3 separate regions of the Homo sapiens genome follow, and all the other regions are linked to region 1. Evidence: chromatin contacts called from ENCODE Hi-C or POLR2A ChIA-PET data. All regions are on one chromosome and are shown on one strand. Each heading gives the region's core, a stretch centred on a gene start or an enhancer-like site at or near the end of the contact. The rest is flanking DNA. Distances are from core to core; before and after follow the strand shown.

Region 1 (2,582 bases), core at 39-2,538:
TTTTCCAAAAAACTAATGACTCACTTCACCCTCTATACAAAGAAACAGAAATGAAGCAAAACTTTTTGGATTTCAAAGGTCAGCACTTTTGAAAGGGAAGGAACCCGGCCGCTGGTTCACGCCTGTAATCCCAGCACTTTGGGAGGCTGAGGCAGGTGGATCACCTGAGGTCAGGAGTTCGAGACCGGCCTGGCCAACATGGTTAAACACCCATCTCTACTAAAAATACAAAAATTAGCCGGGCGTGGTGGCGCGCGCCTGTAATCTCAGCTACTTGGGAGGCTGAGGTGGGAGAATGGCTTGAACTCGGGAGGCAGAGGTTGCAGTGAGCCAAGACTGCGCCACTGCACTCCAGCCTGGGCAACAGGGCGTGACTGTGTATCGAGGAAAAAAAAAAAAAAGAAAAGAAAAGAAAGGGAAGGAACCTGGTACTGAGTTAAGAGTTCTGGATTTTAGGTCAAGATCATTCACTGAATCGCTGAGTGACCTTTGGCCAGCCTTCCCAAGAAGGCTGTTTCTTCCTTCTAGAACTATGGTTCTGTTTCTCTGTTTCTCTGTCTGCAAAAACGAGGGAGTTCCTCTAGGGATAATTACTTGAGCTCTTTCAGCTCAAACATTCTTTTTTTTGAGATGGAGTCTTGCTCTGTCACTCAAGCTGGAGTGCAGTGTCGCGATCTCGGCTCACTGCAACCTCCGCCTCCTGGATTCAAGCAATCCTCCCACCTTAGCCTCCCGAGGAGCTGGGATTACAGGCGCCCGCCACCACGAACTCCTGACCCCAAATGATCCGCCCGCCTCGGCTTCACAAAGTGCTGGGTGGGATTACAGGTGTGAGCCAACGCGCCCGGCAGCTCAAACATTCTTCAAGCTGGGAGAACCAGGATGATTAAACACGCGCGCCGGCCACCACGTGCACTTCAGTGCCCGGACCCTGACCCGCAGACCTCAAACCGCGCATATGCCCGTCGCCTTCAACGCGCACCCTCCTTGCTCCCCGCTACCGTTCAGCTCAGTTCGAAGGCCCCGATGACCCCTTAGAGTTAAGGGGTGCCCGTCGGTGAGCTCCCCGCTGGTCTCACAGTCACAGCCCGGGAGACACTCACTGACTCGCAGGAGGGCCACGTAGATGAGAAAGTTCCGTATGGAGGAGATCACATCCTCGCGCATCTTCCGTTTCATCTCCTCCGGGTCCAGCTTCGGCGCGAGGCCCTCAATCCGGAACATCGCGGCTCTGACTTAGCAGCTTCCAGCCGCCGCGCTCTGCTCTCCACGGTGGCCGCCTCGCGCCCGGAACTCGGCCTATCCTCACTTCCTGTTCCCGCCCTCTCGTTGCCACACTCGACGATGGATGCCTGCACGGGACAATCCACGTCCTGACCCAGCTGATCTGAAGTGCGGTGTGAAGCGGGCGGCCGCAAGCTCAGCAACGCAGGCTCTGGTTTCTCCACGCTGTCTTTAATAACATCTGTCATACAAAAATCAGCCCGGCTCGGTGGCGCGTGCTTACAATCCCAGCTACTCGGGAGGCTGAGGCAGGAAAATCGCTTGAACCCAGGAGGGGGATGTTGCAGTTAGCCGAGATCGCGCCACTGCGCTCCAGCCTGGGCGACAGAGCGAGCGAGACTCCGTCTCAAAATAATAATAATAATAATAATAATAACAACAACAATAACATCTATCTTGAGCCTGGAGCGCTGCGCTGTAAAGTGCTTTTACGCGCTGGAGGGGGCTGTGCACATAGGTACCACTGTAAACAGTGATAACTAACATTTATTGAATATTCAATATAATTGTCCCCCGTGAATTCGATATTATAATCTTCGTTTCCTAGATTAGACAATTGAAGCACAGAGATCTTTAAAACATCTTGCCCAAATGTGCTTTAATTTTTATTTATTTTTTTATTGCTAATTGTGGTGGTTGAGACTGTTCTGGAACTCCTGGGTTCCAGGATCCAAGCGATCCTCCCGCCTCGGCCTCCCAAAGTGCTGGGATTACAGGCGTGAGCTATCGCGCCTGGCCCCCAAATGTGCTTAAAAATACCTCAGAGGGGGAAAAAAGTATTGAGAGAGATAAGTGATGTCAGCAAAATATTAAAAACTGCTGGTGACTAGTACTTCATTTTAGTTAATTATTCTAGTCTTTCTTGAGTATGTTTGAAACTTTACATAAGTTAAAACAAAGAGACAAAGATGAAACTTTTTTTTTTTTTTTTTTTTTTTTGGAGACAGAGTCTCGCTCTGCCGCCCAGGCTGGAGTGCAGTGGCGCAATTTCAGCTCACTGCAACCGCTGCTTCCCAGGTTCAAGTGATTCTCCTGCCTCAGCCTCCTGAGTAGCTGGGATTACGGTTGCGCAGCACCACGCCTGGCTAAATTTTGTATTTTTTGTAGAGACGCGGTTTCACCATGTTGGCCAGGCTGGTCTTGGAAACTCCTGATCTCAGGTGATCTGCCCACCTCGGCCCCCAAAAGTGCCGTGATTACAGGCATGAGCCACCGCACCTGGCCTTTTTACAGATTATTGAAGCACAGAGGTCTTTAAAATACTGTTAGCCAAGTAACACAATATGTATAAAGCAAGT
Region 2 (2,582 bases), core at 60-2,559, 600 kb before region 1:
GCTAAGAACAGGAGAAATGACTGATGACACCTTTCTTTTAACTGAAACCACTTAATTGCTCACCTTATCTATATGAGTGATAAGTAGGCAAGTTCAGACTTTGCAGCAGCCTGAAGCAGAAATTTTCAAAGTGTAGTCCAGGGAGCCCTGCCAGGGTTGGAAGAAGGGGTCCCCAAGATACTTTCAGGTGATCTGTGAGGACAAAATTATTTTCATTGTTTTTTTATTTTACTTTAAGTTCTGGGATACACGTGCAGAATGTGCAGGTTTGTTACACAGGTATACATGTGCCATAGTGGTTTGCTGCACCTGTTATTTTCATATTAATGCTAATGTGTGATTTGTCTTCTTCACTCTCATTCTCTCACGAGTCTACAGTGGAGGTTTTCAGAAGCTGTAAGATGTGTTCCATCACAACGGAGTGAATACAGCAGCAGCTATGAGAGTCCAGCTGTTTTCTATTAAGCCAGACACTAAAGGGATCTGCAGAACTGTAAGCCAATGCCATTCATACTAAATTTTGGGTTTGGAAGATTCGGTTCTTTCTTATTTCAAAAATATTATTTATGTTACTTGTTTGTTACTGTTATTTTTAATAAATAAATATTTTAAACTTTCATCCATTTTAATTAACCCTCATAAACTAAAGCTCCTTGAAGTCCTTGATAATTTTTAAGAGTTTAAAGGGACCCAGGACCAAACATTTGAGAACTGCTGCCCTACAATAATGCCAAGAGGACTTGAGATGGAACCAGGAGAAACTCAAAATTTTGGTGCCAGAAAAAAACCTCAGCAATTCATTGATCTCCTGTTTTAGATGGAAAAACTGAGGCCCAGACAGAGAAAGGGACAGGAAGAAGGGACACAGCAGGGGCAGGGGTTTGAAGCCTTGTAAATTCTCTGACCCACAGGCTATGCAGCCAGGGATTAAACCATATTCCCAAGCCAGAGAGAAAGGACTGTGGGATTCTCTTCCCCATGGGGCAGCAGGGCATGCAGGGTGGAGAAAGCCAAGGCCATTTCACCTCAAGTTCCAGACCGCCTTGGCAGGGGACTGCCCACAGCAGATGAGACTATATCCCCCTCCATCGGCCCCACCACTCTTTTACTGGTTGGCCCCCAAACTGATTCCCTGAACTGAGATCCCCACATGGCAGCACCCTGCCCTCTCCCATACCCCCAGGGCTCTCCCGAACACCAGTACACCACCCCATGGGAAAAGGAACTGGGGGTAAGAGGAGGGGGAGGGGCTGGGGCAAACCAGGTGCACAAACAGAGAGGGTGGGGGTTCAGCGGCGTTGGCTCTCACGGGGGCTCTCGCTCACTGAATCAAAGTGAAACTTGGGGACCCAGGAGCGAGGAGGAACCGAAACCTGAGCCCCCACCCGTGGGACAGGCCCTGGGCACTAGGGAAAGGCCCCAGGAGCCCCTCCAATTGGCCACCTGGCCTCAGATGCCCTGCGTTACCACAGAGGCCTCCAGCAGTTGTCTATCTGGGTCTCAGCTGAGGTGCCCACAGCTACAAGATCAGGACAGAGATCACAGGGGAGAGTGGCCCGCCAGGCAGGGAGATGGAAACCAGGTCCTCACCATCTCTGCCACTAACTGCCCCCTGCATACCCTTGGGCCAAGCCTGCGCCCTCTGTGCCTGGACTACCCTACCTGCAGGGTATAGAGCACATGACCTGCCAAGGAGTGTGGCTGCTTGGCCACTGCCCTAAGTTCTTGCCTCCGCTACCCTACCCACCTCTGGCCTGTAAGCCTGACTACCCACTTCCCTGACCACACACATACACGCACGCACACTCGGCCCCACCGGCCAGTTCCAGGATCTGCCTCCCATTAGCTTCAGCTGCCACAGGCAGAGACTGAGCCAAACTGGTTTCTTTAGAGTTCATGCTAAGACTCCAGAAGCTCAAAGACCTTCAGGCCAAGGAAAACAGAGCACAAGTGCCGAGAGCAACTTGAGCGGGGAGCGCATGAGAACTCGGGCCCAGCAGCCCCAGATGACTGTTGCCTTGTGGGTTGCCAGGCTGCCAGCTGCCCCAGGGTTGCCAGATCTGATTTTTCTTCCCCAAAGAAGCCAGGCATCCATCCATACATGAAATTTCCTGATTTTGCAATGTTGGTAACTAATTCAAAATCATCATCAATACAGGGCAAGCCAAGGAAAGCATGGCTACCAGGCTGCCAATTCCCCCCTGGGTTCTACGTGATGCCCCCACCACGACCACACCCCAGCAGAACCTTGGTCCTGACTCCTTCCTAGACAAAAAGAGAACTCAGGTAACAACCCACCTCTCTACATGAGGGGACATGTAGACACCTCTCTACATCCAGGGGACAGCACACAGAGGGCCAGGGAGGGGACCTGCCCTTGGAAAGCCCCAGCAGAGGCCAAGACAAAATGGTGGTAACCTCCTTCCTGCCCCCAAAGCCACACTGGGAAAAGGAGATGGAGAGGCTGCCTGTTCACCCATACTCCACACTGGACCCTAAAGAATCCTTGGGTCTCAGCCAGTTGTGAAGGACCAATGACCCAACACTGGAAATCCCCACAGGGGAGTGGGCTGGTTCCAGAA
Region 3 (2,582 bases), core at 49-2,548, 520 kb before region 1:
TTGGAGAAAAATTGCAAAATCTGTACAAAGAATCCTCATATACCTTTACGCAGATCCCCAAAATGTTAACTTTTTACCACACTCCTCTGTCTCTCTCTCCCTCTAGCTCCCAGAATTTTTTTTCTGAGCCACTTAAGCATCAGTTTCAGACATGATGCCCCTTTACTCCAGGTAGTTCAGTGTGCTCGACCTGAAAAATAAAACCAAGACATTCTCTTACATAACCACAATGTAAATATAAAAATTGGGGAAATAATGTTAATGCAGTACTGTCCTCTAACCTAGATCTGGATGTTGCCAATTGTTCCTTTAATGCGGTACAGTTCCTCGGTCTTTCTTTGCATTTCCTGCCACTGACAGTTTTGAAGAGATAAGTCCAGTATTTTTAGAGTGTACCTCATGGTTATATTCAAGTTACGCACTTTTGATGTGAATGCCATAGAAGTAATGTGCTGTTTTTCTCAATGAATCACATCTCACTTTTTAAAGTGAAAGTCATTCTTCAATCTCCTCCATTCCTACTCCCCTCCTAAGAGGTAAATAACCACTGTTAACGATTGGTATTCATCTAGTATTTTGTCTATGCACTTATATACACACATATCTATACACAGGCACACTTGTACCCTTTAAAAACATAATAAAATGAGAACACTATATCCTTACTGCTCTGCAATTTACCTTTTTTCATTTAAGTGTACGTCTTTGGCAATCTTTCCATGTCAGTGCATGCAGATTCCCTTTATTCTTTTAAAAATGGCATATATATATGTATATATATGCCACATATGTGTATATATATATACACACACATATATATACATATATATACATATATATACATATGCCACATATGTGTGTGCATATATATATATATATATATATATATATACACATATATATATATATATATTTTTTTTTTTCCCCTAGAGACTGCCTCTGGCTATGTTGCCCAGGCTTGTCTCAAACTCCTGGGCTCAGGCAATCTGCCCTCCTCAGCCTCCCAAAGTGTTAGGATTACAGGTGTGAGCCACTGTGCCCAGCCAAACGTGGCATAATATTTTTAAATGGTATAAATGTGTTCTTGTTTAGTTTGTTCCCTACTAATGAATATTTCCATTTTTTCTATCACAATGTTTGTACACACATTTAAGAACATACCTCATTTATAATTGTGATAGATGCTATTAAATAGCTCTCCTAACACACTTTTCCAGTTTGTATTCTCATCTACTGTGCATGAGATAATTTGCATTTTTCTGACTGTTAGTGATGCAGAGCACCTATTCACGGCCTTTGGGTTTCCTGTTCTGTGAATTGCCTGTTAGTGGTCTTTGCTGTGAGAATGCTGAATTGTCCGTCTTTGTCTGACTACTTATTTCTCCAGGCCTCACTCATTTCTGTTCCTCTGCAGAGGCTTCTCCACGTCCCCTAATCAGCCACTACCCCCTCCTCTGCTGTCCCACAACACTGTTCACACCGTGCCCAGGCCTTCATTTACCAACCATTCCATAAAAAATCTACTCATTCCAAAAGTGTCCACTGTGAGCCTTCTCTGTGCTTGGCCTTGGGCTAGGTGCTGGGTGGAGAGACATGAGCCAGTCATCATAGACTCCATGCTAAAGTTCAGTTTTGATATGCAGCTTTGAGCATAGAAAAGAGCATGAGTTTTAGATCTAGACATAACTTGAGTTGAATTCCAGCTTCACCACTTCCCAGCTGTGTAATTCAGAGCAAGTCACTTGATTACTCCAAGTCTCCATTTCCATACTAGTGAGGTGAGGCTAATCCCTCCCTAAGAGAGTCACTTGAAGCTGGACAAGAGACAATATATCTGAAGTGGTTAGCAAGGGCCTGTTACACAGTAGGCTTGCAGTAAATGAATGGTAGTTGAAAGGCAACTGTTAAGAGGTCAAAATCAGTTAGTTCTCAGAGGTTCTAGGAGCCACCAATAAACTGGAAAATAAAAAGGAAGGAGGTAGCTCCTCTCTTTGCAATGCAAAGGATATGGATGAGTGCCGCTTGCCCAGATCCTGCTACAGAATATCTTTCCTGCTCTCTGCAGCAGATTTCTGCTTTGTCCTGGCCCCTCATCCCAATTCAGCTGCGCATTGTTGTCCTACTACCACTGCCGTGGGAAGAACAGGTGCTTCCCTTCTCAAATAAATGTTGGTCTCTTTAGAAAATACTCTGTAAGAAAGACTTCAGGATATTTGTGCATGCTGTCACCCATGATTTCAAGAAGTAGGGGCTGGGCACTGTGGTTCACACTGAGGCGGGAGGACTGCTTGAGACAGGAATTCAAGACCAGCCTGGTTAACACGGCGAGATCCCATCTCTACAAAATGTTTATAGTTTTAAATTAGCCAGGTGCAGTGTGGTGATGCACGCCTGTAGTCCCAGCTTCCTGGGAGGCTCAGGTGGGAAGATCTCTTGAGCCCAGGAGGTTGAGGTGCCAGTGAGCTGTGTTTACACCACTGCACTCCAGCCTGAGTGACAGAGTGAGATACTGTGTCGAAAAAAAAAAAAAAAAGAAAAGAAAAGAAAAGAAAAAAAGGAGAAATGGGGAGTAGAGACAGCTT

The links. Hi-C counts contacts between places; a loop is a spot of excess contacts on that map. ChIA-PET counts read pairs that join two places held with the same protein, here RNA polymerase II (POLR2A). Pooled maps may share reads with other maps.
Region 2: a loop to region 1 is called in a map of B cell, with 3 times the contacts of the local background. The contact joins the enhancer-like site here to the promoter of TOMM5 in region 1. A Hi-C loop is called at or near these places in 1 of 168 maps with a recorded cell type or tissue (B cell), 2 of 37 single-sample maps with no recorded cell type and 9 of 50 pooled maps.
Region 3: a loop to region 1 is called in a map of CD8-positive, alpha-beta T cell, with 12 times the contacts of the local background. The contact joins the enhancer-like site here to the promoter of TOMM5 in region 1. A Hi-C loop is called at or near these places in 5 of 168 maps with a recorded cell type or tissue (CD4-positive, alpha-beta memory T cell, CD8-positive, alpha-beta T cell, naive thymus-derived CD4-positive, alpha-beta T cell and 1 more) and 12 of 50 pooled maps. POLR2A ChIA-PET finds 5 or more read pairs at or near these places in 5 of 52 experiments (BJ, GM10248, activated CD4-positive, alpha-beta T cell and 2 more).

Annotation. Positions count from the first base shown.
Region 1 is chr9:37,591,309-37,593,890 of GRCh38, forward strand. It overlaps TOMM5 (translocase of outer mitochondrial membrane 5), which reads right to left and starts at 1,289. Exons shown (of 2, transcript NM_001001790.3): 1 at 1,104-1,289. The coding sequence starts at 1,224. RefSeq lists an enhancer at 886-1,645.
Region 2 is chr9:36,992,707-36,995,288 of GRCh38, forward strand. All of the region lies in intron 5 of PAX5 (paired box 5), which reads right to left. Among named protein-coding and RNA genes, the nearest start is that of PAX5, 40 kb to the right of the region's middle. RefSeq lists enhancers at 945-994, 2,305-2,464, 2,495-2,554. Within about 2 kb of position 1,310, at least 4 of the 41 ENCODE cell types and tissues checked have a DNase peak (open chromatin) inside an H3K27ac peak, as active enhancers do; they include B cell, where a contact is called at or near this core.
Region 3 is chr9:37,073,678-37,076,259 of GRCh38, forward strand. No RefSeq gene overlaps it. Among named protein-coding and RNA genes, the nearest start is that of PAX5, 41 kb to the left of the region's middle. Within about 2 kb of position 1,299, at least 3 of the 41 ENCODE cell types and tissues checked have a DNase peak (open chromatin) inside an H3K27ac peak, as active enhancers do.